Regions from separate parts of the Homo sapiens genome. Here all the other regions are linked to region 1. A link is a loop called in an ENCODE intact Hi-C map of the cell type or tissue named here. Cell type or tissue: CD4-positive, alpha-beta T cell. All regions are shown on one strand. Links, peaks and the distances in the headings refer to the core of each region. The heading gives the core; the rest is flanking DNA.

Evidence for each region. A loop is a pair of places that touch in the nucleus more often than their neighbours do. Peaks named below come from ENCODE experiments on the same cell type or tissue, not always from the same donor. Only the 100,000 strongest peaks of a DNase experiment are listed, where the experiment ranks them.
Region 2: it touches region 1 in a loop (4-fold over the local background); 8 of 110 quality-filtered maps call a loop at or near these places.
Region 3: it touches region 1 in a loop (1.9-fold over the local background); 9 of 110 quality-filtered maps call a loop at or near these places.

What each region holds. Positions count from the first base shown.
Region 1 is chr1:175,204,025-175,214,899 of GRCh38, forward strand. No RefSeq gene overlaps it. Among named protein-coding and RNA genes, the nearest start is that of KIAA0040, 17 kb to the left of the region's middle. In CD4-positive, alpha-beta T cell, for the core only: no CTCF peak of the experiment used is centred there; DNase peaks (open chromatin) are centred at 5,267 and 5,777; H3K4me3 peaks cover 1,328 bases; H3K27ac peaks cover 2,835 bases.
Region 2 is chr1:175,292,785-175,303,659 of GRCh38, forward strand. The region is part of intron 1 of LOC105371623 (a long non-coding RNA gene); the gene reads left to right. It also overlaps the pseudogene RPS29P4. Among named protein-coding and RNA genes, the nearest start is that of KIAA0040, 110 kb to the left of the region's middle. In CD4-positive, alpha-beta T cell, for the core only: no CTCF peak of the experiment used is centred there; a DNase peak (open chromatin) is centred at 4,707; H3K27me3 peaks cover 331 bases.
Region 3 is chr1:175,260,237-175,271,111 of GRCh38, forward strand. No RefSeq gene overlaps it. Among named protein-coding and RNA genes, the nearest start is that of KIAA0040, 73 kb to the left of the region's middle. RefSeq lists an enhancer at 8,702-9,901. In CD4-positive, alpha-beta T cell, for the core only: no CTCF peak of the experiment used is centred there; no DNase peak of the experiment used is centred there.

The DNA of each region.
Region 1 (10,875 bases), core at 1,530-9,529:
AGTGGCCAAAAGCATGACAAACGTTCTCGACAGAACCCACGGACCCAATGGATATCTTGAGCATTTTTGAAAATGCCTGTGGGCTAGTATAGAATACGTGGCCACCATTAGGTAGATGAGACTGTCTGGGAGACCATACTTTACATGCTGAAATATTTTTAATTTTGGGGACATTTGGATTGTTTCTAGTAACAATAAGGAAGAATATTTGGAATAGAGATTATTCAAGAAAATTCACACCGTATGGAGGTAGGACAAAGAAACTTGGCACTTTCACTAAACATTCTCTATCCACAAGACCAGACAAAGCCAAGAAGAGCAGATGAGCTCTACACTGTCACAGAATGACAAGGCCTAATTAATTTAAGAGTTTCCTTGAAGCAAAGGACAGTGAGTCAATGTGGAGGCACTTAACGTTGTGCCGAGCCAAGGGGAGCAAGTGTTGTTCTGGAAATGAGCCACTGTGTAGTATTGTAGAGAAAGTAACACTCAGTGAGCAGGGGCTGGGCCCTAGCCTCAGCTCATGGCTCATTGCTTTCCTTCTCACTTTCAACTGAAAAGTAAATGAGCAAGTATGTGGTAGGTTTTTCTGTCTCCCTTTCTCAACAGAATGGTGGGTGGGCTGTTCTTTAAAAAGTGGTGCAAGGACAGGGCTGCTGCCAGTAGGCTTGGCAGGAGCCAGCAGAGTGCAAGCTGCTCCCTAGAAGTGGAGTTGAGAGGCCACTACTCACTGTCAAGGGGCTAAGCCATCCAGCAGCTCCTCAGGAGGTCAGGAACACAGGGGACACTGCCTGATGAGACAGAGGAGCAGTTGCTGCGCCCAGAGGGCCTACCTATGAGAGCTGTCAATGAAAAGAGTCAAACTCTGTAAAACATTTGAAGAGATTTATCCCAAGCCAAATATGATTTACCAATGGTCTGTGACACAGCCCTCAGGAGATCCTGAGAACATGCATCCAAGGTGGTTGGGCCACAACTTGGTTTTATACATTTTATGGAGACATAAGACATCACTTAATACACATAAGATGTACATTTGGTTTGATCTGGAAAGATGGGACAACTGGAAATGGGGGTGGGGAAAGTAGGCTTCCAGGTCATAGGCAGATTCAGAGATTTTCTGATTGGCAATTGGTTGAAAGAGTTATTATTGCCCAAGCACGGTAGTTCAAGCCTGTAATCCCAGCACTTTGGGAGACTGAGGAGGGTGGATCACCTGAGGTCAGGAGTTCGAGACCAGCCTGACCAACATGGTGAAACCTTATCTCTACTAAATACAAAAAATTAGCCAGGCATGGTGGTACATGCCCAGCTACTCAGGAGACTGAAGCAGGAGAATCGCTTGAACCTGGGAGATGGAGGTTGTAGTGAGCCGAGATTGCACCACTGCACTCCAGCCTGGGCAACAAGAGCGAAACTCCTTCTCAAAAACAAAAAAAGAAAGTTATTATCAATAGAAAGGGATATCTGGGTTATGATACGGGGTTGTGGAGACCGAAGTTTTATCATGCAGATGAAGCCTCCAGGTAGCAGGCTTCAGAGAGAATAAATTATAAATGTTTCTTATTGGAATTAAAGAGTTCGTTCTATCAGTAATTTCAAAAGGGAGGAGGGTATAATGAGGTATGTCCAGCTCCTCCTTCCCATTAAGGCCTGAACTAGTTTTTCAGATTAACTTTGGAATACCCTTGGCTGAGAGGAGGGGTCTGTTCAGATGACTGGGGGGTATATAATTTTATTTTTGAGTTATAGAACTCCTTTGAGAGGCTGGCAGGAGGACCTGTGGGGTTGGCCTGAGAAGGAGCAAAGGGAAAGGCCTCTTACCTAGCTCCAGATGTGTGGAGTGCTCTGTGTTCACTCTCTCCTTGATTCTCTACAGTAGCGCTGGTGAGAGGTATTACTATCCCCATTTTACAGACTGGGGAGCCCAATTCTCAATTCTGTTTACATTCTCAACATAGTATCTGGATGGGAAAAGAAGTTGGCCACCATCTTTTTTTTAACATCTGGTAAAAAGCTGGAACTAGTTGTCCTTTTAATACACTTTTCTCTATGGAGAAAGAATTATAATTCCCATCCCTCCCACTCATCAAATAAAAGTTCTTCAGCAAAGAAACCTCAACTTACTATTTTTGTGTGATTTTAAAAATAAACAATTAAACTTTGGAATAATTGTAGATTTATAGAAAAGTTGCAAAGATGGGTGCAGAGATCCTGTCTACCTTTCATTCAGCTTCCCCTAATATTACCATCCAATGTAGCCAATGGTGCTTTTGTCAAAACTAAGAAATTAGCATGGTATAACACTTAACTAAACTATGATCTAAACGTGGTTGTTTTTTAGATTTAATCAATTTATCCATTTATATCCTTTTTCAATGTTTTAGGATCCAATTTAGGATACCACATTGCTTTTGGGACAGTTTGCATTTTAAGAGAACATTCAGATTGCCACTGGAGGGTTTGACTCAGGATGAAAAACGGGTTTTATTTATAATATTCTCTTGTTTTCTTTACCAAAGAGCTTTGAATATTAAGTGCTTTTTAAAGTTTTGTGACCCCAATGGGCTCTTAGCTGCTTCATTGACATGTTAACACCAGACAAGATTGAAGTGATTTGAAGACTTTGGAATCAAGATGCTGCAAAGGTGCAAAATATTGTGGTCTTTGGAAATTTGGTATATCCAGGTCTATTTCTTCTCCTCAAGTTCCAAGTCTTAAACAACAGGATACTTTTCACACAGACTTCCTCCTTACATCTTCCTGTGGAGTCATATAAGTTTAGGCTAGGACTCTTGCTTTGTGCTGAGGCCAAAAAAGAATTAAAGCAGGTGAGGTGTTGGGTGATCTCATTTGTGCAATTGGTTTCTCTGAGTTACCCAATCCATTGTTCATAGCCCTGGCTTTGCACTGGCAATATTCCAGGTCATGAAATGTCTTATTATATTTGTCTGGGCTTCTGCTTATTCAGTAGGCATTCTTGCTAACATAGTTTATATTCTCTTGAGAGGGATTTAAAAATGAAATTATTGTTAGATATTCTTGAGTCTATGGCAGGTCCCTCTTTATATTCTACTGACCTGGACTCTTGGTGCTTTTGGAAATCTGAAAAATTTCAGGAGCTAGGTGGCTGGAGGTCCCCAGTTATGAGGAACTGAGATCCCACAGAATAACTCTAATAAGAGTTATTTATGAGACTTCAAGAAATAGATATAGCATAATTCGAAAGTGCTTGCTTGACTGATAATTTAACTCTCCACTCCCAACCATTATCAAAAGGTGTGAGCATATTATAGAACCGTACATAATAATGCCAAAATGTGGACATATTGTAGAACCATACGTATAAATCTATCCATCTGCCTTGTAGTCCACCTAACTCTTAGGGCTTACTTTTAGAATAGTGATACTTGCTAATGTTTGTTGAGATTTTACTATGTGTTAGGTGGTCTACTATATTATTTACACGTTTTTATTTTGCACACTTTTTCATAACTCTGTGTGGTAGGTACCATTATTATGTTCATGCTTTGGATGAGGAAAATTAAATTAAAAACTTAATTTCATCCAAGGTCAGATAAATAGGAAATAGGGAAGCCAGGACTTGAACATAGAGCCCTCTAACAACTCCAAACCCAGTATTCTCTTAACCACCTTGTCACTGAACCAGGATATATGGATAGTTGGTAAATATACATACACTTTTCCAAGCAATGACTCCCTATACCCCTTTTATGCAAAGATTACTTAAGTTCCAGAAATCAATAATCTACGTCATTAAAAAAACTTTTTCTACATGCAGAACCCTGTGCTTGGTACTCAAGAGTATAGAGAAATCAAGAAAATTAACAAAATACTGAAAGAGAAAGATCCTGGGAGAGCTAATTTCTCATTCCAGCTCATTCACTGATTGGTTTGGCCACATGATGCAACCTCTTTAAGCATTAGATGATTTATCTGTAAAATGAGTTGGTGGGATTAGATGAACAAAAAGGTCCCTGCCAGTTCTTTGATTCTGTGCCCCCAGCTTTGTGTCAAACATGGCACAGGAAAAATGCCAGATCAGATGTCATTCCCGCCCTCAAGGATCATAATCCAAAACCTTCAAACACATGAAGCAATTAGAGAACAGTAGAGTCTTAAATTGTCCACCATGTGCTATAAGCAATCACTGGATAAGTACTCACTTGAGCCTCTTACGTGCTCAGCAGTTTTAGGGATAAAAGACATGTGTCATAATTTCTGCCATTAATCAGTGTACAAATTAGTTGGGAAAACAAGACCTAAGAATTTGGAACAATAGCTAACACAAGACATTAGATAATTAAATGCTAAACTGTGTCATGTAATTATTGTGTGGTGATCGTAGAATGGTAACAACTGACATTTACTACCTTACTTGCTTAGGCAAGTGTGCAAAATTTAAGGAGTGTAAAAAACCCCCTCAGTAATCAAGGTAAGTAACATTTTAATGCAATATTTTAAAAAATAAAAATTAATGCAAAAATTTCATGCTGAACTAAATATCAAAATCTTAAAGAAAGATTTGATCATTATTATGGATTTTTCCTTTTGTCTCAGGGTCCAGTAAGGCTCAGCATAGCACTGTGTGCTGGAGACTATACCTTGCTGGTTTATGTTCATTGTCTTATTTAATCCTCACAATGATTCTTGTGATTAGATTCTACTATTAGTGGATGAGGAAACTGAGGCTTGGAAAGCTCAAATCTTAGAGGTTGTAAGTGGCAGGACTTGCATTCAGGTCTCTGGCTTTATAATTCATGCTTTTAAACACTGCTGTATATGTTCTTACAAACTTGCAGAGTTCACTGCCCTGGAAGGCCATGCCCCGGTGCTGCTGAGCTGGGAAGTTCTCTGCCCAGGGCAACCCTGTGGTCCTCCTGGAGGGGCACTCAGTGCAGCTGTGCTCCTTGCACCTGTTGCCTGCTGGCTGGAACACTTAAAGGGCTCTTTTCCCCATCCAGATCCTGAAACCACTGTTGAGGGATCCCCAGCCAACACCACAACACCAGGGTGCTCTTCACATTCCAGGGTGTGTTTCACATTCATTTCATTCATCCAGAAGTAGGGAATCCAAGGTGAGAGTCACTGAAATTGTACTTTCTGCCTGACCCCATGAAAAAAAGAGGCTCTGTGAACGTTTACCAATATCTCCCAGCAAAGGAAACCATGCTGAATGCAGAACCTATCTTAGAAGTTTTTATCATCTAAGGCCCCATCTGCAACACTGAGCTGCATTTCCGGGCAGGAAATGAAACCACAGAGTACAAGTGAGGTATTGATTTTCAAGTTACCACTTTGGGGCAGCAGTCAGTATTTTGGCAGCTGTACATCCAGCACACGTTTGCCCAAGGTCGGGGGCAAAGGCACGGACCATCTAGGCTCATGGGGCACTTCAGCTGAACTATACAGTTTGGGCCAAAAATCCACTCACATAGAGTTGGGTTTCTGTTGCCCAAGACAATTGATTCTTAATACAGACGGAGGCTTGAGATAACTAGATATAAAGGAAAAGAGGAAAGAATGGCAAACTGTCAAAAAGGGAGCTGACTTTCAAGGTTATCTGGTTCATTTCTTCCTTTTGCAGAAGAGGGATTAGAAGCCCAGATAAATTATGTGACCTTGGGAAAGGTCACACAGCCACTTTGTGGTAGGTGTGGGACATAAAATTGAGTAGATGATATTTTGAAGTGGTAATTTAAACACAACCACAGGGCCTAGGTTGACACCTAAAAAGCACTATTTTTAAGAGCACAATGAATAGTTTCACTCTTCTTTGATCTTGCTTATCCCCTTCTCTCAGGTTCAGTGGGGAAACAACTGAGATCATCTAGTGATGTCTTCCACAGTGGAGGCCCATGTGTAACACATTGGCTGTTCCTGCAGCATAAGCCAGATAATCCATAGTAGCACAAAACCCTAGGGTGTTTTGGCTCTCCCCACAAATTGTCATATACTGTCTTTATTTTTAATCTTAGAGGAAATTTTTCCATTTTTGTTTTGTGGAATAAACAACCTATGTCTTAGGTTTCACTTTGTACATAGCTGATTTATGTACTACTCATAGCTCTATCATATTACTAACAATTCCAAAATCTGTATTCTTTTAGGATGTTGGGTTGCTTTCTTGGGCCATGGAGATGCACAAACTGGGAAGTTGTATCCCTTTATCTTTCAGCTCCCTTCCTTCCCATCCCTTCCCATGGTCATCATAATTGTGGGTGATCTGTCCCATAAGAATTTAAGAACCTATGAAAAGCAAGGTATCGATGACTGAGGACCATTTAATGATCTATAAATGGTTACATTTCAGGTGTTAAAATTGACATTATAAGGTGAATCTGATGAGTGATTAGGTGAATCACAGAATAGGGAGGGAAAGGGTATGTTGCATGCATCAACAAAATGGGAATAATTATTTGCTGTTGAGTGCACAAGTATATTGAGATATGTTTATACTATACATGTTAGACACTATATACACATACATAATGTATGCCTTATAAATGTCCCAATTTTTATGGAGCTATCCACAGTTCCCCGATTTTACCCCATAATTTCAGCCTTTTCCAAGAGATTCTCCCTGCATGAACTGCCCTTTCCTTCTATTGGCATGGCAAGCTTCTTATCTTTTAAGAAGGTCCAGCTCAATTGTTACTATGTTTGAGAAATATTTCTTAATCCTTCAGGTAAAACAGGCCACTCTTTTCTTTGTGCCGCCATGTGTCGTCATACATGCCTTCAGAACAGCTAATCACACTCTGTTGTCAATTATTTGTTTGTAGGACTATCTCTCTGAGGACAGGGATCATGATCTGTCCATCATGGTGTTCCAGAGCCTAGCATGGTACCTGGAATCTTAACAACTATTTGTTAGGTAAACCCTGTCTTCAGGGCAATGATGTTCTAGGAAATGTTCTAGCAGACTCTTTAGTCATGGGTGCATAGGATGGTGCTTCCAGGATCGTTTGGAAAGAGGTGGTCACATGTCATGAATACACATGTCCCTCTATATTTGGAACACTTTTGCTTCCAATGCAGCAGTTTTTTTCCAATAAGGTGCCAGTATTTTCGGTACTGTGCCTATAGGTGTTTATATAAACTTGTGGCTATAAAAGAAAACCTGATTTTTAAAAAAATGATTTTCCATTTCCTTTACTTTTGCTTTAAAAAAATCAAATACTTGTTGAAGTATAATCATTATCCTGTGCAGATTCCAAATTTCTTTATGTTGTTATCTCTTTCTATCTATGTGATTTTATGCTCCGACTACACATTTGTCAGTCAACAAGTATTTACTGAGAGCCCTATGGGGTATCTAAGATAACATTTTTAAAGCATATTATACTTTTCTTAAGTATTTTCCTGGTGTTATAACTTTGGTTTCTAATATGGTTTAAATGAGAAAAATATTTCATGTGAAGGTGTTTTGGAATTCATAATCCAGAGATTGGTGCCTTTGACAGGGAAAGGGACAGTTATAATTTATTGGCCTACTATGTGCCAGGCATTATGCTTCACAATTTACATACATTATCTTATTTAATTCTCACACCCATCCCACAGGTTGATGCTCTAATATTACATTTTACAGCTAAGAAAACAGATTCAGAGATGGCAGATTCCTATAACTAACTAGAAAGGATCACCCGGGGCTTGAATTCAGGCCCATCTGAAGCAAAGCTCACACTCTTTCCCATGTATTATTTTCTTATTACATTAAACTAGCCAAATTTTATTAAAGGCAAATGTTTGGAATGATTACAGCTGAAAGTAGATTGTAAATTTGTCAAGACTGAGACTGTGAATAAAACTAAAATGTGTCATTTGGTGATTTTAACATATGTTTGTGTCTCTTTTTTTCCTGGTATGTGAAAAATAGGACTCATACTGGGATTTCTCTCTAAGCAGCTAGAAATGATGTGAAGATTTCACACCCTCCCTCCTTCCATCAGTCCCAAAGAATAATCTGCAGGAACTAACCCCAAACTCAAAAGCTGTGCAATGATTCCAACTGTATATTCATTCTTTTTTGTTTGTGCTCTTGCTTAGACACGGCTCTTCCTTGTGGGTTATGTGGTTTTTATTTGTCTTACTGTGTCTCTCTTTGTATGTGTGTGCATATATAAAAGTTCCTGGAATAAAGCAAAAAAATTATCAATACTGTATAATATATAAGGTATTGCATGGTCATTCATTCATTTGTTAATTCATTTGTCAATCAATTTTGAGCCCTTTGATGTGTCTAGAAAGTGCCTGAAAAATGCACACTACTCACCTTTGAGGAACTCTTAGGCAAGTATGCACAGAGCTGACTGCAAGATGTTATATTAATTCCATATTAGTTCTGTGAACAAAGTCTAAGGGACTTCAGGAGAGTAAGAAGTTATATAGGAGGAAGGATGAGAAAAGGGGAGACCAAGGAAATCAACAGACTGGAAGAATCATTTAAGCTGGATATTCAGCCATTCCACAAATATTTATTAACTACCTAATACGTGCCAGGCAATATTTAAAGTACTGGCAATGCAAAGATGGATAATACACAGATGAATAATAACCCCTAAGTCATTTGCAGATTTGAAGAGGAAGAAAGACACAGAAGCAACTGTTAGGTACCAAGATCAATGTACAGGTTACAGGACAGAGTTTACATTATATTTTAGGTATATTATTGAAAAGTTTTCTTCTAAAGCATTTACAATTCTATATTAAAATTTGAAAATACATACAAATTATGTTGATGGTCATTTAGGTTGCTTCTGAATCTTAGGTATTGTGAACAATGCTACAACAAACATGAGTGGAGATATCTCTTGTATATACTGATTTCCTTTCTTTTGAGTATATACCCAGTAGTGAGATTGCTGGATCAAATGGTAGCTCAATTTTTAGTTTATTGAGGAACCTCCAAACCTTTATCCATAGTGGTTGTACTAACTTACATTCCCACCAACCACGTACAAGAGTTCCCTTTTCTCCACATCCTCACTGGCATTTGTTGTTGCCTGTCTTTTGGATATAAGTCATTTTAACTGGGGTGAGATGATATCTCATTGTAGTTTTTAATTTCCAGTTCTCTGATGATCAATGATGTTGAGCACCTTTTTATATGCCTGTCTGCCATCTGTATGTCTTCTTTTGATATATGTCTATTCAAATCTTTTCCCCATTTGTAAATCTAATTATTAGATTTTTTTTCCTACAGGGTCGTTTGAGCTCCTTATGTATTCTGGTTATTAGTCCCTTGTCAGATGTGTAGTTTACAAATATTTTCTCCAATTCTGTGGGTTGTCTCTTTACTTTGTTGATTGTATCCTTTTCTGAGCAGAAGCTTTTTAACTTGGTGCAATCCCATTTGTTTATTTTTGCTTTAGTTGCCTATGTTTATGGAGTATTGCTCAAGAGATTTTTGCCCAGATCAACATCCTGGAGATTTTCCTCAATGTTTTCTCGTAGTAGTTTCATAGTTTGAGGTCATCAACTTAAGTCTTTAATCCATTTTGATTTGATTTTTGTATATGGTGAGAGATAGGGGTCTAGTTTCAACTTCTGCATATGGATATCCAGTTTTCCCAGCACCATTTATTGAAGAGACTGTCTTTTCCCCAGCGTATATTCTTGGCTCCTTTGTTGAAAATTAGTTCATTGTGGGTGTGTGGATTTGTTTCTGGGTTCTCTATTCTGTTCCATTGGTCTATGTGTTGATTTTTATGCCAGTGCCATACTGTTTTGGTTACTATAGTTCTGTACCATAATTTTAAGTCAGGTAATGCGGTTTCTACAAGTTTTTTTTTTTTTCTTGGTATAATTTTGGCTATTCTGGGTCTTTTCTGGTTCCATATAAATTTTCAGATTGTTTTTTCTATTTCTGTGTAGACTGTCATTGGTATTTTGATAGGGATTGCATTGAATCTGTAGATTGCTTTGGGTAGTATGAACATTTTAACAATATCAATTCTTCCAATTCATGAACATGGAATATCTTTCTCTTTTTGGTGTCTTGTTCAATTTCTTTCATCAGTGTTTTATAGTTTTCGTTATAGAGATCTTTCGCTTGTTTGGTTAATCCCTAGGTATTTAATTTTATGTGTGGATATTATAAATGGGATTACTTTTTAAATTTATTTTTCACATTGTTCACTGTTGGCATATAGAAATGCTACTGATTTGTATATGTTGATTTTGTATCCTGGTTTTGTAAACTGAATTTGTTTATCAGTTATAATAGTTTTCTTGTGGAGTCTAGGTTTTTCCAAATATAAGATCTTATCGTCTGCAAACAAGGATAATTTAATTTCTTCCTTTTCAATTTGGGTAGCTGCTCTAAAATCTTTGTAGGACCATTCTAATATCTCTTTCATCTCAGCATTGGCATTTATTGATTGTCTTTCTTCAGTCAGTATGAGATATTCCTGGCTCTTGGTATGAGGAATGATTTTCAATAGAAACCTGAATATTTTCATATCATGGTCTGAGACTTTATTTCATTTAAACTTTCTGGTTTTGTTGGCCTTTTTGGTACTACTGTGGCAGGGGACAGGGGTGGGGGTCACCACCTTATTATTGCAAAGTGAAGGTAAAAACCATGTTCTTTACTTTGTCCTCTGTTGACAACTGACACCTGAGGGGGCTGCTTCTCATTACTGTGAGGTGAGAATTGGAGTTCTGTCTCCGCATGTCATCTCCATTGACTCTGCAGTAAAGGTGCTTTTTTTACTGCTGGGTAGTCATGAAAGTTTGGACTCTTTATGTGGCCTCCACCAGCACCACCCCAGAGGAGAGGAAAAGAGCTTCCTGGTAACTGCTGGATGAGGGGGTAGAAGTTCAGGCTTCCAATGTTGTCACCACAGA
Region 2 (10,875 bases), core at 1,132-9,131, 88 kb after region 1:
GAGGATGTGGAGAAATAGGAATGCTTTTACACTGTTGGTGGGAGTGTAAATTAGTTCAATCATTGTGGAAGACAGTGTGGCAATTTCTCAAGGATCTAGAACCAGAAATAGCATTTAACCCAGCAATTCCATTACTGGGTATATACCCAAAGGATTATCAATCATTCTGCTATAGAGACACATGCACACATATGTTTATTGCAGCACTATTCACAATAGCAAAGACTTGGAACCAACCCACACATATACACCATGGAATACTATATAGCCATGAAAAAGAATAAGTTCATGTCCTTTGCAGAAGCATGGATGAAGCTGGAAACCATCATTCTCAGCAAACTAACACAGGAACAGAAAACCAAACACTGCATGTTCTCACTCATAAGTGGGAGTTCAACAATGAGAACACATGGACACAGGGAGGGGAACATCACACACGAGGGCCTGTAGAGGGGTGGAGGGCTACGGGACAGATAGCATTAGGAGAAATACCTAATGTAGATGACGGGTTGATGTTTGCAGTAAACCACCATGTTACGTGTATACCTATGTAACAAACTTGCACATTCTGCACATGTAACCCAGAACTTAAAGTATAATAATAAAAAAATGCAATAATGAGAAGAAAAAATAAAAAAATAGAAAATAAGTCAAATACATGTTTATAAATGAACTTTTCATGTGATTTAAAGTCTTAAAATTATGTTAAATTAAGTGATAGATATTAACGTCTAGGTCATTTACAAATAAGATAAAATACTGAGATGTAGCTGACAGTTCAAAATTTCTTGCTTCCTAGGTTTTCACTAGAAATTGAGGTTACTAAGAGTCAAAAATTCTAAGTAATATATAATTCTGTTCACAAAGTGTACCAAAAAGTAAGATGTGTTTTTAATGAGAGAAATTATAAGGAAGGCATAAAAATGTATTCCTCAGCCAGGCGCGGTGGCTCACACCTCTAATCCCAGCACTTTGGGAGGCAAGTGAGCGGATCACGAGGTCAGGAGATCAAGACCATCCTGGTTAACATGGTGAAACCCTTGTCTCTACTAAAAATACAAAAAAATTAGCCAGGTGTGGTGGTGGGCACCTGTAGTCCCAGCTACTTGGGAGGCTGAGCAGGAGAATGGTGTGAACACAGGAGGTGGAGCTTGCCGTGAGCCAAGATCGTGCCACTGCACTCCAGCCTGGGCAGCAGAGTGAGACTTTGACTCAAAAAAAAAAACAAAAAACAACAAAACGTATTCCTCATTGAGAAGAAAAAAATTTAGTCTCAATCCAGAGGCTTGTTTCCAGAAGTAAATTTAGAAAAGACGTAGAACAAGATAGAAAGGAACCAGTAAGTAGTAGAGTGAGAGATGTGAAGAAAGGTACAGGTATAAAGATGTATTTTTGGTAAGGAAGATTAAAAAAGAACAAAAGAAAAATTTTCTATGAGAAAGAATTTTGTGTAGTGAATTTTTTCCTAAAGTAAAATGACTAGTTATTTAAGAAAGAGGAAACACAGGACAAAGCAAAAGGCTGAAGCATGTCGTTGACAGTCTGAGTAAGTTGTGATAAGGTTTGTGAAGGATGAATTTAGGAAAGAAATTTTGTCTGTGATCAAGTTGGCTATAATTAGATGGAAATTATGTCTTTCTAAAGATTGAGCTTTGATATAAAAATTGAGCTTTTGATATGAAAAATTAAAAAGATTGAGCTTTGATATATAACTAAAAAATTTTGGTTCCCTGTGTTAGCACAACCAAGTTTCTTTTGAAGTATTGATCTTGTCTTAGTAAAAGTTGCAAGAGGTTTTGATTTTTGATTCTGAAATCTGTTTCTTTTAATTTTCAGTTATCTTCTGAACTGCAGCTTCTTCCTGTTGTACAGTTTATGTTTCTGCCACATTTCTTCCTGAGATACATTTAGTTTTTCCTAGTTTCTGGTTAGAAATGCTGTTTTCCTCATTTAGAATGATAATTTCAATTATCAAGGTAAAGTTTTCCTCTTGAAGATTCTTGGATTCGTATATCAGAAGTTCAGCTTTTGCTGTGTCTCTGCATGAGATTTGTAGGTCACATATCATTGCCTTCTGATCTCCTCCTTTCTCTCCTTGAGAAGGTCTGGGATGAGAACTCTCTCCTTAAATATTTTTGCCAGCTCCTATAATGTTCTCTCTATTTCTATCCCTACTGTTATGGCCTGACACTGAAATGTTTCCCTTGAAAGCCTAGCAAAGCAATGTTTTCCTCCAGTATAACTTGACTCCCTATTCTTGGCTTTTCTTGATGTGTCTTGATTGCTTCATGTAGCCAGAAAACTTCCCATGCTATTACTAAAAGCCATGGATTACCCTGCTCAAGGTGTTGGTTTTCCTGTTTATGTTCCTCTTTAATGTGGTGTACACTCATAGCTTTGAACATGTTCTTCCTGTGTCTGATTAAATTCAAGTGCCTTTTCATCAGGTTTGACTCCAGGATATCTAAATGGGTTTCCCATAAAAAGAAGCAATCATACTGCCAGAAGATTTTAATAAAAACAAAATCCTTTTGGTAACTGGCCTGAGAAACAAAGATTGTATATTTTATTAAGATAATTTCATGTTGTGTTTATTAGGTTTTTGATTACTTAGAGAAACTGAGTTTTGATGAGGTTAAGGATTTTTACATCCACGTAACTTTCTGTATTGCTTTTGAAGTCTTTTGATTATCACTCTAGTTAAATGAATAGCTAGTATTTCCACAGTGACCTGTGATCCTGTTTTGATCAAGTGTTTTAAACCTTTGGGTACCTTTGAAAGACTTCCCCATATCAAAATTCTAAATTAAGTATTTTTGACCTAAAATTGACTTTGATATTTTTCAGTGGTGTCCCTGGAGAGCTTCAAAGGATGTATTCCTCATCTTGTAGAGAGATATTAAATGATTAGGCTTATTTGGTAAATTATATGGGAAACATTGTCAAATGAGAAGTGATACTAGATCTTTTTCCAGTTACATTTATGGGTATGTTACTAATAAAAATGTTTCAAAACTGTATATAAAATTCTTTTTTTTTGAGACGAAGTCTCGTTCTTGTCCCCCAGGCTGGAGTGCAATGGCGCGATCTCGGCTCACTGCACCTCTGCCTCCCAGGTTCAAGCGATTCTCCTGCCTCAGCCTCCCGAGTAGCTAGGAATACAGATGCCTGCCACCACGCTGGGCTAACTTTTGTATTTTTAGTAAAGACGGGGTTTCACCATGTTGGCCAGGCTGGTCTTAAACTCCTGACCTCAGGTGATCCTCCTGCCTCGGCCTCCCAAAGTGCTGAGATTACAGGTGTGAGCCACCGCGCCTGGCCCTATAAAATTCTTAAAAGTGTAATATGTCATATCTGTAACAGTTCTGGTTATTATATTGAATGCCACAAAAATCCCAAATTCCCTTGTCAATTGCTGATTGTAATGAACTTTCATCAGATTTTTAACGATGGCTATTTTAAGTCTGTCTTCCACGTTATCGTCTCAATTTTTCTCTAAAAGCATTTGTAATCAGATTCATGGAAAAGATACTAACAAGTATTCTTAAATACAGGTTTCTAATAGCTTTAAAATCAATGGACTAAATAAAAATGTCCCAGAATTCTAATAAAAATACTGATGGATTCATGAAGATGCTAATCAAGACAAAGCAGAACAAAATTAATGACATTGGAAAACTGGTGAAAAAAACGTTTGTTTCCTTTTTCTTTGAGACGGAGTCTCACTCTGTGCCCAGGCTGAAGTGCAGTGGTGCGGTCTTGGCTCACTGCAGTCTCCGCCTCCAAGGTTCAAGCTATTCTCATGTCTCAGCCTCCTGAGTAGCTGGGACTACAGGCGCACATCATTAAGCCTGGCTAATTTTTGTATTTTTAGTAGAGATGGGGTTTTGCCATGTTGGCCAGGCTGGTCTACAACTTCTGACTTCAAGTGATCCACACTCCTTGGCCTCCCAATGTGCTGGGATTACAGATGTGAGCCACTGCACCAGGCCAAAAATAATGTTTTTATGACTTTTATTTGAAACATCATTCGTTCTTTACTTAAATGCTTTATTTTTCAGATTTAAGGAAATTTTATCTCTTAAGCTATCTATTTGGTAAGGTATACTGCTGTGAACAAAGGTGAAAACATTTGCTTTTTCTTCTTATTTGATCCCTCCAAAATTTGAAAACATTTGTGAGTATTCTTCTTCTTCTTGTTATTTTTTGCAATATGGTTACTTGCATAAATTCAATAAGAATCTGCTCCCTTTATACAGGATATGCCTTTACCTCATTATACTCCTGAAAGCAAGATGGGTCACCAGCAGCTCTGCTGGAGAAAATTCAGCCAGGGTTTGCACTCTTGCTGCGTCTGCTCAAACTGGCATAGTCTGATCCAGAAATATGGCCTCAGTAGGTGCCACCGGTGTTTCCATCAGTACATGAAGGATATAGGTTTCATTTAGTTGGACTAAGTGATCTTCTTTAAATGGATTATCCAAGGCATCCATGCAATGAAAGAAACCATGTTACCTATTTTTACATAAAATAAAAATTTTATAAAACAAGCAAAAAATATAACAGTATACAATAGAATTCATTGGTTATATTACCAAGGCTTTGACTGAAATGTCGTATTTGTGAATGTGCATAGAATGCCTGACTTCAAAGATTCTCACCCTTACAGTGAGTGAATGAAAATTGTCACTTCCTGGCAGGCCCAAGAACCTTCAGACTATAAGTGAAATCTAAAGTCTTCCTTGATGTGGCTTTCTAGCCTGAGGAAGTTTTGAGACTTTGATTTCTTTTTATCACTTTTTATCTCAACATTGATCACTTTTTATCTCTACGTTGAATTACACAGGAAATTCAGATTTGAGTTCCTATGCAATTCCTATGTACTTTCTATGTTTTAAAAACACTAGAATACTCCTTTTATTAAACTGTAGCCATATGCATTGTTTCCAAATTCTTGTTATCTATCTATAGACTGGACTAAATCCTAAATTCTTCTAGTTTCTTCCAGTTCAATTTTCTTCCATAGAATTACCAAAAATAAGAAATGCTTTGTTCTGGAAGCCCTATACACTGAAGTTATTAATAGGTAAATTTTAAGGAACAAGTCTCAGGGTTGATGTATAGGTCATACAAAGTTCATCAAACTGTCTGATGCCATCAACAAAGACATTCGAACTGCAAACCAGTACAAGAAGGTGATGTTTTTATGCTGTAGACAGCTTTTACCAAGATATTAGAACAGTATTCCATATCATAATGAGAGTCTTACGCCTCTTAATTTCTACCTTTTTCATTTGGCAGGATAATGGTTGTATGATTTATTTAATTGGTTGTCTTTTTAAGCCAAGGTTCATGGCTGAAAACTGTTATGCAAACTGGGATTGGCATATTACAATTAATTTTACTTTGTATTTTTATTTTTAAAACTTTGTATCTGTTACTTGTTAAATTTTTGCAGACATATAACTCCTGAGAAAATAATGCAGGCCCAACACTTGAGATGATGATAAAAGACTATGGAACAGACAAAATTGAACCTAATAATGAATTGGGGTAGATGTAGCCTGAGAGCTACTCCCTTCAAACCTCCCTTGTTGCTCAAATGTGGTTAAAGGGATTTTGACATGTCTCCTAGGCACCATTCACTCCTTCCCATGAGGAACCAGACCAACAGTCTGGGATAGGTCCATCCCAGCATCCAGGGACAATGAAAACCTAACTACAGGATGATTGATCACTGGTGCTTTTGGAGAAAGATCTTGATCAAAAAGGGGAAATGTGAAAGCTTTCAGAATCAAAATGAGGTCACTTGTGTTAAACAAACAAACAAGAAAACAAACAAACAAAATCCTGACAAAACCAAGGAAGGCCATGATGGGGAGGTTCTCATGCATAAAAGGCTGATAACAAAAACTGTCATGAAAGACTGCAAAAATCACAACATGGCACAAAGGCCATTGCAATCTTAAACACACACACAGAAAAATACTCCTGTAGGAACACTGCCCAGCAACTACCTGTTAACATTGAATTGGCATCACCCTTGTTACTGATCCTTGTAGTCAAGGACAATAATCTCAAAAACAATTATGTAATCCTCCTTACTTTTCCTTTAAAGGTCTTTGTCTTCCTTTATCTTCCCAACTATGCACGTAGTTTACTATGGCATGTGTATTCCAATTGCAAAGCGGTATTCTCCACAAAATACCATTTTTCTTTTAAGAGAGTCTCTGTTTGTTATGTAGGTTGACAACATCAAAGTATTATGGTTTCCCTAAATTATTAGGTAATCTGTGATTTTCTGGGCTTCCAGTTCCCTAGCTGGATGTTGTGACCAAGCCAACTGTATACTTATAAGGCCTTCCAAATAGTTTCTGCAAACTATTATACATCCTGAAATAAAATGCCTAAATATTTGCAGAGGCCCGTATGGCTGCTTCTCAGACAAAGAAGAGAGAACTCTGACTGTTGAGAGTATCCTCAGAATCCATTTCATCCTTTATACACACACATTTTTTTTTTCATTTTTATTTGACTTCTTAGAGAAAGAAGAGGCAGAGAATCTGAAATGCCTTTTCCTTTTTCAATCTGACTTTTTTTAGGTTTCTCTTGAACATAGACCCCCCACCCTTCTGCCCCCCACCTCCCGTATTTCTCTAGGGGTTTCACTCACTCTAGTCATATTTTCACACCACTACCATCAGTCCTCTGTCAAGGTCACAAATAAACTTCTGACCTTATGTCTTCTCTCAGCAGTATTCAACACAATTGATCACTCCCTTTTCTTTGAATGTTTTCTTTATTGGATTTTTGTTGCTGTTTTGTTTTTTTTTTAGACAAAGTCTCCCTCTGTCGCCAGGCTGGAGTGCAGTGGCACAATCTCGGCTCACTGCAACCTCCACCTCCCGGGTTCAAGAGATTCCCCTGCCTCAGCCTCCTGAGTAGCTGGGACTACAGGCACACGCCACCATGCCTGGCTAATTTTTTTGTATTTTAGTAGAGATGAGGTTTCATTATGTTGGCCAGGATAGTCTGAATCTCCTGACCTTGTCATCCGCCTGCCTCAGCCTCCCAAAGTGCTGGGATTACAGATGTGAGCCACCGCTTCCAGCCTTTACTTGGATTTTAGGATATCACACCCTCCCGAGTTTTCCTCTTCTCTCAGTACCTTCTCCTTTTCAGGATCCTTTCCCCATCAACCTTTTAAAGTTGTAATGTTCCACCTACCAATTATAATCCCCAGGGAAACTATAAAGAAAATAGCTAAAGAATGTAGTAAAAGAAATAAGTGGCAGGGCGCGGCGGCTCCCTCCTGTAATCCTAGCACTTTGGGAGGCCTAGGCGGGTGGATCACCTGAGATCGGGAGTTCGAGACCAGCATGACCAACATGGAGAAACCCCGTCTCTACTAAAAATACAAAATTAGCCGGGCGTGGTGATGGGTGCCTGTAATCCCAGCTACTCAGGAAGCTGATGCAGGAGAATCGCTTGAACCTGGGAGGTGGAGGTTGTGGTGAGCCTAGATCAGCCTGGGCAACAAGAGTGAAACTCTGTCTCAAAAAAATGAGATAGAGGAACAAAAAGATATAAGACATGTAGAAAAGAATAAAATGGCATAGGCAAGTCCTACCTTATCTGTAGTTTTATTAAATATAAAAAGATTAAACACCCTAATTCAAGGGAAAAAATTGGTGGGATAGATTAAAAAAACATGATATAACCAGCTGTCTGTAAGAGGCATGTTTTTGATTCACAGACAAAAATAGGCTGAAAGGAAAAGAATGAGCAAAGCTATACCATGCAAACTAATCTCTCAAAAGAAAGCTGAAGGGTCTACATTAGTTTCAGACAAAACAGACTTTATGGCAAAAATTGCTACTAGAGACAAAGATATTTTATAATGATAAAAGGGTTAATCCATCAAGAAAATAGAACAATTATAAATGCATGTGCACCTAACAACAGAGCCCAGAATCACAAAATAATATAACTGAAAGGGGAAAGAGACAATTTAACAGTAATTGTAGAATTCGATACCCCATTTTCTATAATGCATAGAACAACCAGAAAGAAGATCAAGAAAGAAATAGAAGACTTGAAAACATTGTGAAACAACTAGATCTAAAAGATACCTATAGAACATTCCATCCCAAATCAGCAGAAAAGTCAATATCTCAAGGGCACATGGAATATTCTCCAGGCCACAAAGCAAGTCTTAATAAATTTAAAAGGTTTTAAATCTTATAAAATGTATTCTCTGTCTACAATTGAAATAAATAAACAGAAGGAAATTTGGGAAACTCACAAATTAATGAGAATTAAACAACATACTCTTAAATAGCCAATAGTTTAAAGACCTAATCACAAAGGGAATTAGAAAATACTTTGAATTGGACGGAAATGAAAACACAACATACCAGAACTTATAAGATGCAGCTAATGCAGTGTTTAGAGGGAATTTTCAGCTGTGAATGCCTATACTAAATAATAATAAGATCTAAAATCAATAACTTAAACCTCACCTGGAGAAGCTAGAAAAAGGAAAGCAAATAAAACCCCAGGCCAGGAGAAGGAAGAAAATAATAAAGGGTAGAGCAGAAATAAATGAAATATGAAATAAAAAAATTTAGAAAATCAATGAGACTCAAAGTTTCTTCTTTGAAAATATCAACAATATTGACAAACTTTAAGCTAGACTGAGAAAAAATAGAGAAGACTCAAATTACTGAAATTTGGAATTAAAGAGAAAACATTGCTACTGGTCTTACAGGAATAAAAAAGATTCTAGGACAATATTGTGAAAAATTTATGCCAACAAATTCAATTGCCTAGATGAAATGGAAAAGTTCCTGGAAACACACAAACTACTGAAACTGGCTAAAGAAGAAATAAAACATCTCGGTAGATATATAACAAGTCAAGAGATTGAATTAGTAATAAAAACCTTCCTACAAAGAAAATGCCAGGCCCAGATAAGTTACTCATGAATTCTACCAAATGTTTAAAGAATAATTAATATCAGTTCTTCACAAACTGTTCCAAAATAAAAACATGAGGACACACTTTCGAATTTGTTCTATGAGACTGGTATCACTATAATACCAAAACATAACAAAGACTTCACAGACACACACAAGAAAACCACAGGCCAATGTCCCTTATAAGTATATAATAGATACAAAAATTCTCAAGAAAATACTAGCAAAGTGAATCTAGTAACATATACAGAGGGGTTATATACTATGATCAACTGGGATTTATCCCATGAAGGCTGGGTTGTTTCAATACATGACAATTCATCCAGGTAATAAAGGACAAAATCACACAATCATCTCAATAGTTGCAGAAAAATCCCATGATTATCTCAATAGTTGCAGAAAAAGCATTTGACAAAATCTAATACCAAAAGTACAAGCAACTAACATAAAATAAATTGAACTTCATCAAAATAAAAAACTTTAGTGCTTTAAACGAAACTACTAAGAAAGCAAAAAAGCAACCCACAGAATGAAAAATGTTTGCAAATAGTGTATTTGATAAAGGTATGATGAGAATATGGAGAGAATATAAAGAACTTACAGTGCAGCAAAAAAAAAACCCAATTAATAATGGGCAAATAATTTAATATGTATTTCTCCAAGGAAGATATACAAGCAGTGAACACATGAAAAGACACTCAACATCATTAGTCATTAGGGAAATGTAAATTTCTACAATGAGATACCACTTTACACCCACCACTATGGCAATTATAAAAAACGCAGGGCAATAAGAAAAGTTGGTGAGTATGTAGAGAAATTGAAACCTTTGTTCATTGCTGGTGGTGCAAAATGGTGCAACTGCTTTGGAAACATTGTTAGCTGCTATATGACCCACCAGTTCCACTCCTTGGTAAGTTTCCAAGAGAAAGAAAAACATATCTCGACATAAAAAACCTTGTGCATGAATGTTCATGGGAGCATTATTCAGAATAGCCAAAAAGTGGAAACAACTCATATGACCATCAATTGTTGAGTGGCTAGACAAAATGTGGAATATCTGTGTAATAGAATACTAACCAGCCATAAAAAGGAATGAAGTACATGTTGCAATATGGATGAACATTGGAAACACTACATGAAGTGAAAAGCACCAGACACAACTGACCACATAATGTATGATTCCATTTATATGAAATGTCCAGAATGGGAAAATCCATAGAGATATAAAGTAGATGTGTGATTTTCAGGGGTTGGAGGAAGGGAATACTGGGAATGACTGCTAATGGGTAAGAGGTTTCTTTTTGGAGTGGAAAAATGTTTTGGAATTAGGTCTTAGTGATTGTTGTACAACCTCATGAGTATACTAAAACCACCAAATTGTATACCTTTAAAAGATGTATTTTATGGTATATAAATTATACCTCAATTTTAAAAGATTCTTATTTCAAAAGTCAGGGCTTGGGAGAAATTGTAGTCATTCTTGACTTTTACCATTCCACAACCAATCCATCAGGAAATCCTGCCAGCTATGCTTAGAAATATATCCAGAAACAGATCACTTTCACCAACTCCATTGCTACATCCCCTGGTTTAAGCAACCATAATTTCTTCCTCAATTATTGTACTAGCCTCCTCACTGGACATTCTGCTTCCATACTTGCCTCCTACTCTATTCTTAACACAGCAGCTGCAGTGATGATGCCATTCTTCTATGCAAAAATCTCTAATGTCATTCCACTTCACTGACAGTAAAAACCAAAGTTGCTATTATGGTCCATAGGCTCTAGAGCTATACAGTCCAACATAGTAGCCATTAGTCACATGTGGTTATTGAGGCATTGAAATGGAACCTCAGCAAATAAGGAATTTTGAAAGTGTATTTGGAAGAACTCAT
Region 3 (10,875 bases), core at 1,462-9,461, 56 kb after region 1:
TTAAGGTTAATATTGTCATGTGTGAATTTGATCCTGTCATTATGATGCTAGCTGGTTATTTCACCCATTAATTGATGCAGTTTCTTCACAGCGTTGATGGTCTTTAAAATTTGGCATGTTTTTACAGTGGCTGGTACTGGTTGTTCCTTTCCATGTTTAGTGCTTCCTTCAGAAGCTCTTGTAAGGCAGGCCTGGTGGTGACAAAATCTCTCAGCATTTGCTTGTCTGTAAAGGATTTTAATTCTCCTTCACCTATGAAGCTTAGTTTAGCTGGATATAAAATTCTGGGTTGAAAATTATTTCTTTAAGAATGTTGAATATTGGCCCCCACTCTCTTCTGGCTTGTAGGGTTTCTGCAGAGAGATCAGCTGTTAGTCTGATGGGCTTCCCTTTGTGGGTAACCCGACCTTGCTCTCTGGCTGCCCTTAACATTTATTCCTTATTTCAACCTTGGTGAATCTGACAATTATGTATCTTGGGGTTGCTCTTCTTGAGGAGTACCTTTGTGGTGTTCTCTGTATTTCCTGAATTTGAATGTTGGCTTGCCTTGCTAGGTTGGGGAAGTTCTCCTGGATAATATCCTGAAGAGTGTTTTCTAATTTGGTTCCATTCTCTCTGTCACTTTCAGGTACACCAATCAAATGTAGATTTGGTCTTTTCACCTAGTCCCATATTTCTTGGAGGTTTTGTACATTTCTTTTCACGCTTTTTTCTCTAATCTTGTCTTCTTGCTTTATTTCATTAATATGATCTTCAATCACTGATATCCTTTCTTCTGCTTGATCGAATCAGCTATTGAAGCATGTGTTTGCTTCACAAAGTTCTTGTACTGTGGTTTTCAGCTCCATCAGGTCATTGAAGCTCTTCTTTACACTGGTTATTCTAGTTAGCCATTTGTCTAACCTTTTTACAAGGTTTTTAGCTTTCTTGCAATGGGTTAGAACATGCTCCTTTAGCTTGGAGAAGTTTGTTATTACCGACCTTCTGAAGCCTATTTCTGTCAACTCATCAAACTCATTCTCCATCCAGTTTTGTTCCCTTGCTGGTGAAGAGTTGTGTTCCTTTGGAGAAGAGGTGTTCTGGTTTTTGGAATTTTCAGCCTTCCTGCTCTGGTTTCTCCCCATCTTTGTGGTTTTTATCTACCTTTGGTCTTTGATGTTGGTGACGTATGGATGGGGTTTGGTGTGGATGTCCTTGTTGTTGATGTTGATGCTTTTCCTTTCTGTTTGCTAGTTTTCCTTCTAACAGACAGGCCTCATAGCTGCAGGTCTGTTGGAGTTTTCTTGAGGTCCATTCCAGACCCTGTTTGCCTGAGTGTCACCAGTGGAGGCTGCAGAATAGCAAATATTGCTGCCTGATCCTTTCTCTAGAAGCTTCATTCCAGAGGGACACCTGCCTGTATGAGGTGTCTGTTGGCTCCTACTGGGAGGTGTCTCCCAGTCAGGCTACATGGGGTTCAGGGACCCACTTGAGGAGGCAGTCTGTTTGTTATTGGAGCTTGAGCACCGTGCTGGGAGAACCACTGCTCTCTTCAGAGCTGTCAGGCAGGGAAGTTTAAGTCTGCAGAAGTTGCTGCATTTTGTTCAGATATGCCACCCCCAGAAGTGGAATCTAGAGAGGCAGTAGGCCTTGCTGAGCTGCAGTGGGCTCCGCCAAGTTTGAGCTTCCCTGCCGCTTTGTTTACACTGTGAGCATAGAACCACCTACTCAAGCCTCAGCAATGGCGGATGCCTCTCCCCCTGCCAAGCTCCAGCATCCCAGGTCGATCTCAGACTGTTGTGTTAGCAGTGAGCAAGGCTCTGTGGGCATTGGACCCACTGAGCCAGGCATGGGAGGGAATATCCTGTTCTACCAGCTGCGATGACCATGAGAAAAGTGCAGTATTTGGGCAGAAGTGTACCATTCCTCCAGGTACAGTCACTCATGGCTTTCTTTGGCTAAGAAAGGGGAATCCCCCAACCCCTGGTGCTTCTCAGGTGAGGCGATGCTCTTTCCTGCTTCGGCTCACCCTCTGTGGGCTGTACCCACTGTCCAACCAGTCCTAGTGAGATGAACCAGGTACCCAGTTGGAAATGCAGAAATCACCCATCTTCTGTGTCAATCTTACTGGGAGCTGTAGACCGGAGCTGTTCCTATATGGCCATCTTGGAAGCAACCATGTAATTTTTTATTTTTTTGTACAGATGAGGTTTCACTGTGTTTCCAAGGCTGGTCATGAACTCCTGGGCTCAAGTGATTCTCTTGTCTCATCCTATCAAAGGGAGGGAATAGAAGCATGAGCCACAACACCTGGCCTCAAATTCTTATAAAGAAAGATTTGGACTCCCAAATCATTTCTCCTTTGTAATAAGATGACTTCCCACTTCAACTCTGACAGAAGACTGGAGGATTATTCTCTTAAGGGAATAAATTAGATGCCATGTAGAGTTGGGTATGGGAATATCATATGGAAAATGTGGTGAGTTAGCAAAAGTTTACACATTGAAACTGAAACACCCTAAGTCTTCATCTCCTAACAGGCTCTTAGAATTTTAATAGTCATCTTTATACTAGAGAAGGAGATTAAAAAAGCCTTCTCTGGAAGTATGACTAACCCAAGAAAAATGATCCAAAGTTACAACATCAGGGCTTTACCAGGGAGCCCAGTGAGATACCAACAATGAAGATTACAAGTTCATCCACAGACTGAGAGTTTCCAATCAACTTCTTCGAGCACCAAGGATTGGCTGAGAAAAGCTAAAATATAAAAGACAGAGATAAAAACAAACAGAAATAAGCAGCTTAGACAAGGTAGAGAACAAAGGAAGAAAAAACCTAAATAATATACTGTAATTAATATCCATAGGAAGGCAAAAGAGGGTACTGCCTCAAAGAAACAGGAATATGATGCTATAAAAATAACACCCAGAGAACAAAAAGAGAGCTCTTGGAAATTAAAGATGTAAAAGTAGAAATAAAAATTTCAGTAGAAGCTTTGGAATATAAGGTTAATGAACTCTCCCAGAAAGAAGAATATAAAAGCAAAAGGAAATAGGAGAGAAAAGATTTTAAAAACTGTCCGTCATCCAAATAAAAATTTCCAGACAGAGAGAAAAGGTACATTGAAGAGAAAGAAAGTATCAATAATTAAATCAGAAAATTTCTTAGAACCAAAAGACATGAGTACCAGAGTTCTGTACAATGAATGAAAATAAAATCACACAGAGGGTCATCACTGTGCAATTTCAGAATAACACAAATAAAAAATGAAAATCTACAATTTTTGAGATGGGGGAAAAGATGTCATACAAAGGATCAAGATTCAGAATTACATCAGACTTCTCCTTATCAGCATTGAAAACTGGAAGGTAATGGAATGATGCCTCCAAAATATGGAGGGACAGCAATACAACTTAAAACTCTATACCACCCAAATTCCTACTTAGGGTAAATTAAAGACGTTTTGAGACATGAAACATTTTAAAAATCTGCTAACATACATCTTTTATTAGGAAGCTAGTGGAGGGTGTGATCCACCAAAATGAGGGAGTAATACCATGTAAGAGAAAACTGTGCAATCCAGGAAACAAAGGATCAAACAACAGAGAGAGTTGAGTGGCATCCCCATAATGATGGTGAGCAGACTTAACAAGATGAACAGTCTTGTAATATAGTTGGACAGCTGGAAGCTCAGGATGGAGCTGGTTAGAAGGCTTCAGGATGGTTTCCTCAAGAAACAGAAATTGATAGAAAATTGATAGGATACCTAATATACCAAGAGGGATTATACAATTGGTGGAAATGTGAATGAAGACCATGAGTCTACCCCTAGACATAGAGCTTTCAATCAGCTGAATTACTGGTAAGTATACAGAAAAAACTAAAGGTGCATTCATAAAAATCTAAGCAAATAAACAAAAGACAACTAACTTCAAGGAAACCAGAAAGTTTTGCAAGAAAGGAAAAGTCATTATAGTACATTACATGGCTCAGTTACAAAACATGTTTACATAGTCATCATAATATAAGCAAGTAATATTTATGCTACCAAAATTCTAAATTACAAGTAGGGTGGAGGGATGGAAAGTGTATGCTGGAAACAGGGATGTATGTGAGAGAGAACATCCTATCCTCATCTTCTACAGTAGAAAATCAATAGGTTACATCTAATAATGGAAAAATCAGGAAGTAGTAATATAGTGATGGTCTTTATCAAGATAGGTAACACAGGGGAGAGGAATTATGAGGGCTGTAATAAGATGTATTGTTGAATTGGGGGTTTTGAGATATCTGTGAAACAACCAAGTGGAGATGTCTGCTAGGCAGTTGGCTTTATGGGTCCAGTGCCAATCAGCTTGAAGAAGGGTTCTTGGAAGGAATTAAGTCCTACATAAAATTATTTGCATGACTATTTTTCTCAATTATTTCCCAGAATGATTGATAACTACTCACATTCTAAATACATAGGAGAGAAGTCCATTAATGATATACAAGTCATACCTAAGGGCACTAGAGCTTAATGTCCTTGCAAAAGCAACTGAGAAGGGCTGATCGGTACTGTGGGAAATAGAGATTTGAACTCATTGTCTGTCTTGTCTGGGGAGTAGATGAAACTGGAAGAGGGCCAAGGATAACTGCTAGGGGACACTAACAGTTTAGAGATGGGCAGGGCAAGAAGCAACTACAAAGAGACTAAGGAGTAATAAGAAATACTCGAGAACATGGCATCTAGAAGATACAGAAGGGATTTTGAAAGAGAAGGTACATAGGAGGCGCCAACAGATGCAGAGAAGTTACATGAAGTAAGGACTATAAGGGGGCTATTGATTTTTACCTATAAGGAAGTTGTGAGTGACCTTAGTTGAAGCAGTTCACTGGAGTAGGTGGTATTCAGAAGCCAGATTTCAGTGTACTTGGAACCCAGCAATCAGTCAGCCGAAACTAGCTGTTTCTTAATGCCCATCTCTGAACCAAAGCTAACATTTCATTCATATTCCAAGTCACATCTAGGAGGGAACCGTGTTTTCACCCAGGAGACCACTTAGACACACAACATTGGGTTTCCACAACAACTTTATGAGAACATTTCTAGGGATTCAGGGACCCTGGCCAATCTTATTATTGCATTCTTTAGATTGTTATTTTTATGTTTTTTTTTCTTTTTTGTGAAAGCTGACATGGGATGAGTCCTAAACTGACCAGGGGAAGAGTGTGTTGTATTACCTTGTTGTTTAAGTAATCTCTCAACATGGGCCAAGAACTACTGCTAGAAAAGTAAGAGCTTCCCTGTAATAGAACAGGTGCTATTCATCTGTCACTGAAACTTCAGGTGGTATGACCTTACTACTCCAAATATCTGTCATTATTTATCATTTATTCATTTATTCAAATACAGTAGTCTCCCCTTTATCCACCAGGGATAAGTCCCAAAGCTCCCAATGGATGCCTAAAACTGTGGATAGAACAGACTTTTATATATACAATGTTTATTTTCCTGTACATGCATGCCTATGATAAAGTTAAATTTATAAATTAGTCACAGTAAGAGATTAACAACAACAATAATAAAATAGGACAATTATAACAATATGACAGCATCACTACTCTTGCACTTTGGGGCCATTATAAGTAAAATAAGAATGACCTAAACACAAGCACTGTGATACTGAGATAGCTAATCTTATCACTGAGACGGCTACTAAGTGGACTAATGGTCAGGTACTATATACAGTGTAGATACACTGGACAAAGGGAGGACTCATGTCCTGGGTGGGATGGAGGGAGACAGGGCTAGATTCCATCCCTCTACTCAGAACGCCACGTGATTTAAAACTTATGAATTGTCATTTTCTGGGATTTTCCATTTAATATTTTCAGATCATAGGTAATACTAAAGTCATGGAAAGCAAAACTGCAGAGAAGGGAAGACTATTTTATTTACAGTATCCTAGGAGTTATAGAGATAAAACATGGAGCAAATATGAATCATGCTCTCAAGAAGTTTATAGCAAAGGGATGGTTCATGAGCCCAAGTAGCACTGGTACAAGGTAAAAAGGACTAGAGGACCTTCTTCTTCTGGAGGGTCTTCTATCCAAATCAGCCATACACAGGAGGACTAAAGTGGGGTGGGGTCTCCTATGAAGTGTATTAATGGTTTTGCCTTGACGTTGTCCCCCATCTGATCTAAGTGTTACCTCAGTTTTTCCAAAGTGGTATGGGTTGTGAACTCTCAACCTACAGGACTGCTTTCAAATTGTGTAGCTGTGCCTCATATGCAAATAGAGGGTGAATTGGAGGCTCCATCTGAAGCTTGTTTTTGGAGTTTGTTATAAAGCTCCCTCTTCAAAGGATAGCAAACAAACAAACAAACAAACTGTTTTTCCTACTGTCCACTCTCACATTTAATACAACACAGCACCTCTGTTTATCAAAATGTGTGGGGATTTCTCCGCACATACAACGAAGCAATTCTGTAGTAGATTGTCCAGTAGAACCCAGGTGGGTGTCCTACAGTTTAACTAAATTCTGATTATCTACCTGGAGATAGCGTCAGATCTCACAGGTTGAGGGCTCAGTCCCACAAGACTGCCCCCACCCTTGAGATACTAGCATGGTCTGTGCTTCTAATCACCTGGCTATCAATGGGGATTCCCATAATCCCCTCTTTGAGTTGGTAGAGTGGCTCACAGAACTCAAGGAAACACTTTACTTATGTTACCCATTTATTATAAAGAGTATTACAAGGGATACAGAAAAACAGCTAGTAGAGAGATGCACAGGGCAAAGTTTAGAAGAAGGGGCACTGAACATTGCTCCCAGGCCGTCTCTTGGTGTGCCACCCTCCAAGAAGCTTCATGTGTTCAGCTATCCTGAAGATTTCTGAAACCAGTCCTTTTGGATTTTTATGTAGGTTTCATTAAGTAGGCATGATTGATTAGATCATTGGCCATTGGTCACCAATTCAACCTTCAGTGTTCCCTCCTCTTCCCAGAGATTAGGGGGACCCAACTTTCTAATTAGGCCATGGTCTTTCGGGTGACTAACCCCCATCCTGAAGCTCTCAAGGTGCCCCCATCTACCAGGCATCTCAGCATACAAAAGACACTCATCACACCAGAGATTTCCAAGGGTTTTAGGAGATGAATGTCAGGAAATAGGATGAAGACCAAATATGTATTACAAAATAGCATACTTCCTACAAAGGAATTATAAACTGGGGTGCATGGGTAAGGTGATACTCCTGAGCTGCTGGGTGCTCAAAGAGTGTATCAAAATTTAAACAAGGAACCTCAACACTTGTAACTGAAAGACCCAGATCTTACTTATCTTTGGCTATGAAGTCAAATCAGATTTACAGTAATACTCCAAATATCAATGCTCAGAGCCTAAACATCCTTGACAGGCAGAGATCCCTTTGCTTCCAGGAGTTTCTCTTCCTAAATATTTCTGGGGCTGCTCTCACAGATGTTTGTGCATCTCAAATGTTCCCTTGGTTTCCTGGGGTTATGCTAGGTTGGGATCTGTGGGGGGCCAGCAGTTTCTCACAGTTGTCAGCAGAGCCTCTGCCAGCAGCTCTGACTTCCACAGCCATTGGTCAGCCAGGGATGCTGTGTATTCTTCCAGCTGGCCTGATGGCTTTAGGATGCTTCTCCCTCTGCGTCCATGGGGGAATGCCTTTCTCTGCTAATCAGCTCTTTCTGGAGTGTTTTGCAGAGCACAGCTGTTGAACTTCAGTGACACAGTCTCTCCTTTGCCCTACAGCCCATGCCTTCCCAGAGTGGACAGCTCAGCTAAGAGGAGTTTGGTTGGGTGATGTCAGACTCCACATCACACTCCCCTGGAACATTCACTCCTCCAAATCCCAGACCTATTCTACCACTAAGCTCACTTATATGTTTGTTTTGTTCTTGGCCATTAGGCATAGCAGGGCTGTTATTGGGTAGCCACTTTAGAGTCCTTTAATATTTCTGGGCAGTTAAGATGCTCCCTAAAACATGCTCAAGGAATCCCAAGAATTTCTTGAAGAAAGTGTTGCCTAATTTCACAACACTGACCTAGCCAGCTGTGTGTAGGGGTGGGGGGAGGTTAGGATAGGAGGCATATTTTTAATTTAAGTGTGAGAAAACTAATAAAATTATCTTTAAAAATGTAAACATGTATATTAATGCCTAGAAGGGTTACTTGGGGCAAGGGTGGTGAAGTGGGCATACAAAACCAAAAAAACACGTGAAGTTTTGATTGTAACTTTCAAACCTGAGCCATTGCCAGCAGTGGTAGCTCCACAGGTTTGAGGCAGCTTGGCTCATTAAATAACATGTTATTATAATGTTTGCTGGAGAGTCTCAGCTATTTGTAGATTAGTTTCTGAAAATTCATTTTGCCTTAACATTTGTACTAGACAGAGGAGGTGGAATGTATGTGTTGTAGGAGGTTGAGAGAGCAAAGTCTAACTGAATATGAAGTAAGGAAGTTGGGGAGGATAAAAAATATTTTGGGAAACTGGACATTTGTCATTCTTTTTGGCTGACTACTCAACTCTTCTCCTTTTATCTTGAGACATTCTCCTTTTTGGCAGAGAGCAGAGTCCTCTTCACTCAGTAGAACTTACATACCATTCTAACCTTCCTTCTAGATAGATTATAGGCATATGACTCAAGATACATGATGATTCATGAGTTCCATCCAAGGCAGATTGTAACTTAGAAGGTAGGAATCCAAAGAGCCAGGGCCACCAGGAAGCTATCTTGGTGAAGTTAATGGTGTCTGTGGTGGCTAGATCCAGTTTCCAGGGCTCATGGTAATGGTTCCAGCAGCCAGCAGGGGCCAATGTCCAGCATCAGTGTTGCCAGTGGGACAAGCAGTTGAGTCTGTGCCTGGTAAAAGCAACAGTTGTGCCTTCACAGAATCAGTTATATGAGGGAATTTTGAACGTTTTTCTTGGGTGGGTGGCATTTAAGATGATTCTGACACTCCTGGAACTTCCATGAGTAACACAATATCCTTCAATAATTTCCTTTCTGCCTTAATCACTCAGCTTGTCAGAGGCGTTTGAAGCAGAGCAACTCCATCTTGAATAGGGGTGGGAAAATGAGTTTGAGACTTGCTGGGCCACATTCCCAGGAGGCTAGGTATCTTAGTCACAAGGTATTTACAGTTAAGGGAACAGAAACAGATCCAGGCAATGTCCTGATGTCCTGATATCTTGAGAACAAAAGCATTCCTAGTTTAAGAACAAGTTTTGCTTTAAAGATAATAATATAGACTCTTGTGAAAGATAGTAGTTACACAAAGATTAGCAATACTTTATCCCAAATCCTTGTGGCAGAGCACATCTCTCCCATGATTTGTCTTTATATACAAACAAGTATTATACCTAAGGTGGGTGCATTCCTGTGCTTACTTTCAGGAACACCCTGCTCTGTCTATGGAGTAGCTATTCTTACATTCCCTTAGTTTTTAAAATAAACACGTATTCACTTTCCTCTGTGGACTTGGTCTGAATTCTTTCCTGCACAAGATCCAAGAACCCTCTCTTGGGGTCTTGATGGGGACAACTTTCTGGTAACTTCCTCCTGGTGAACCACAAAGGGACTAATGAAGAGACCCCTGACCCAAAGGAAATAAACTGCAACACCAATTGGCCAACTTTGGGTAAGTGGTGGGGGTATATTCTATACCAGGTAAAGAATGAAATTGGGTTAGAGACCCAACCTGGAAGGGTTGGAGCTCCACCTAAAACATAGGGGCTTAAAGACTCCTCTTGGTAAAGAGCAAGGATAGTTGTCCAAACTTGGGTTAAAGGCCCAACTTAGGGGGGTTAGAGTCCCTCCTAAGACATAGGGCATTAGAGATGCCCCTTGGTAAGCCCCCTCTTGGTTAAAAATAGATCTGACTCTACAGGATGTTTATCACTATTAACTTTGGATTAATTCACCTTGTCCTCTTTGCTTCCTGAATCAATTCCCTGGTTGCTGCCTTTGTTTCATGGCCACTTTCAGGAGACCTCATTTAACTGGTCTTGGGATTTTGAGTACCAGGATGGAAATCAGGGGATTTTCCTTGCTGTTTTGTTTCATTTGTACACTAACAAAGCTTCTTTCATTTCTTGGATTCAGGCAAATTGGCTTTGTTTGTCCAACTCATGCTGCCACTATTGCCCGGAACCTGCTCTCTCTGGTCATCCGCACCTAAATCCTTCTCATTTCCTTTGCCTTATTTGACATTTCTTTTGTCAGCTTCCATATCATGGTTTATCTAGGGCCCATGGCTCAGCCTGTTTATATTATCTGGCCAATATAAATAAGGGAATTCAATTTTCAGCAGGTTTTCCGTCATAATGCAGCGTGCCTTAAGAACTGTCTCCTTTTTGATGGAACTTGGCCAATGGCAATACAGTCTCACGGGTTTGGAAGTTTTCTTTCAACGTCATCTGCCTCCTTTATGGGGAATACAGCATGGATCCCAGAGGACTCACCACTAGGATGTATTCTTGAACATTGGGACAAGTTTAAACCAAATGGACTTAAGAAAAGAAAGTTGGTGGTTTCATATAATACTGTCTGGCCTCAAATTACTATACTTGGAAAAATAAGAAAAATGGTCAACTACCAGAACTATGGCCTTTAATACTATACTTCCACTTGATTTGTTTTGTAAGTGTGAGGGCAAATGGGATAAAACCAATACGTTCAAGCATTTTTATTGCCCAGTCAAAATAAAACTCTGCAATAGGTATGTGCATGTTTAATGAAAGGAAAGGAAGAAAAAGAATTAGACATACTAGATGATCACTTGATGCAAGACCACCCCCCTCCCCGCCCCCGCCAACCAGTTCAACAGGTACTTTTGTGTGGAACATGTCAGCTCTGATGCTTCAGGTCTATTGGCCTCTTCTT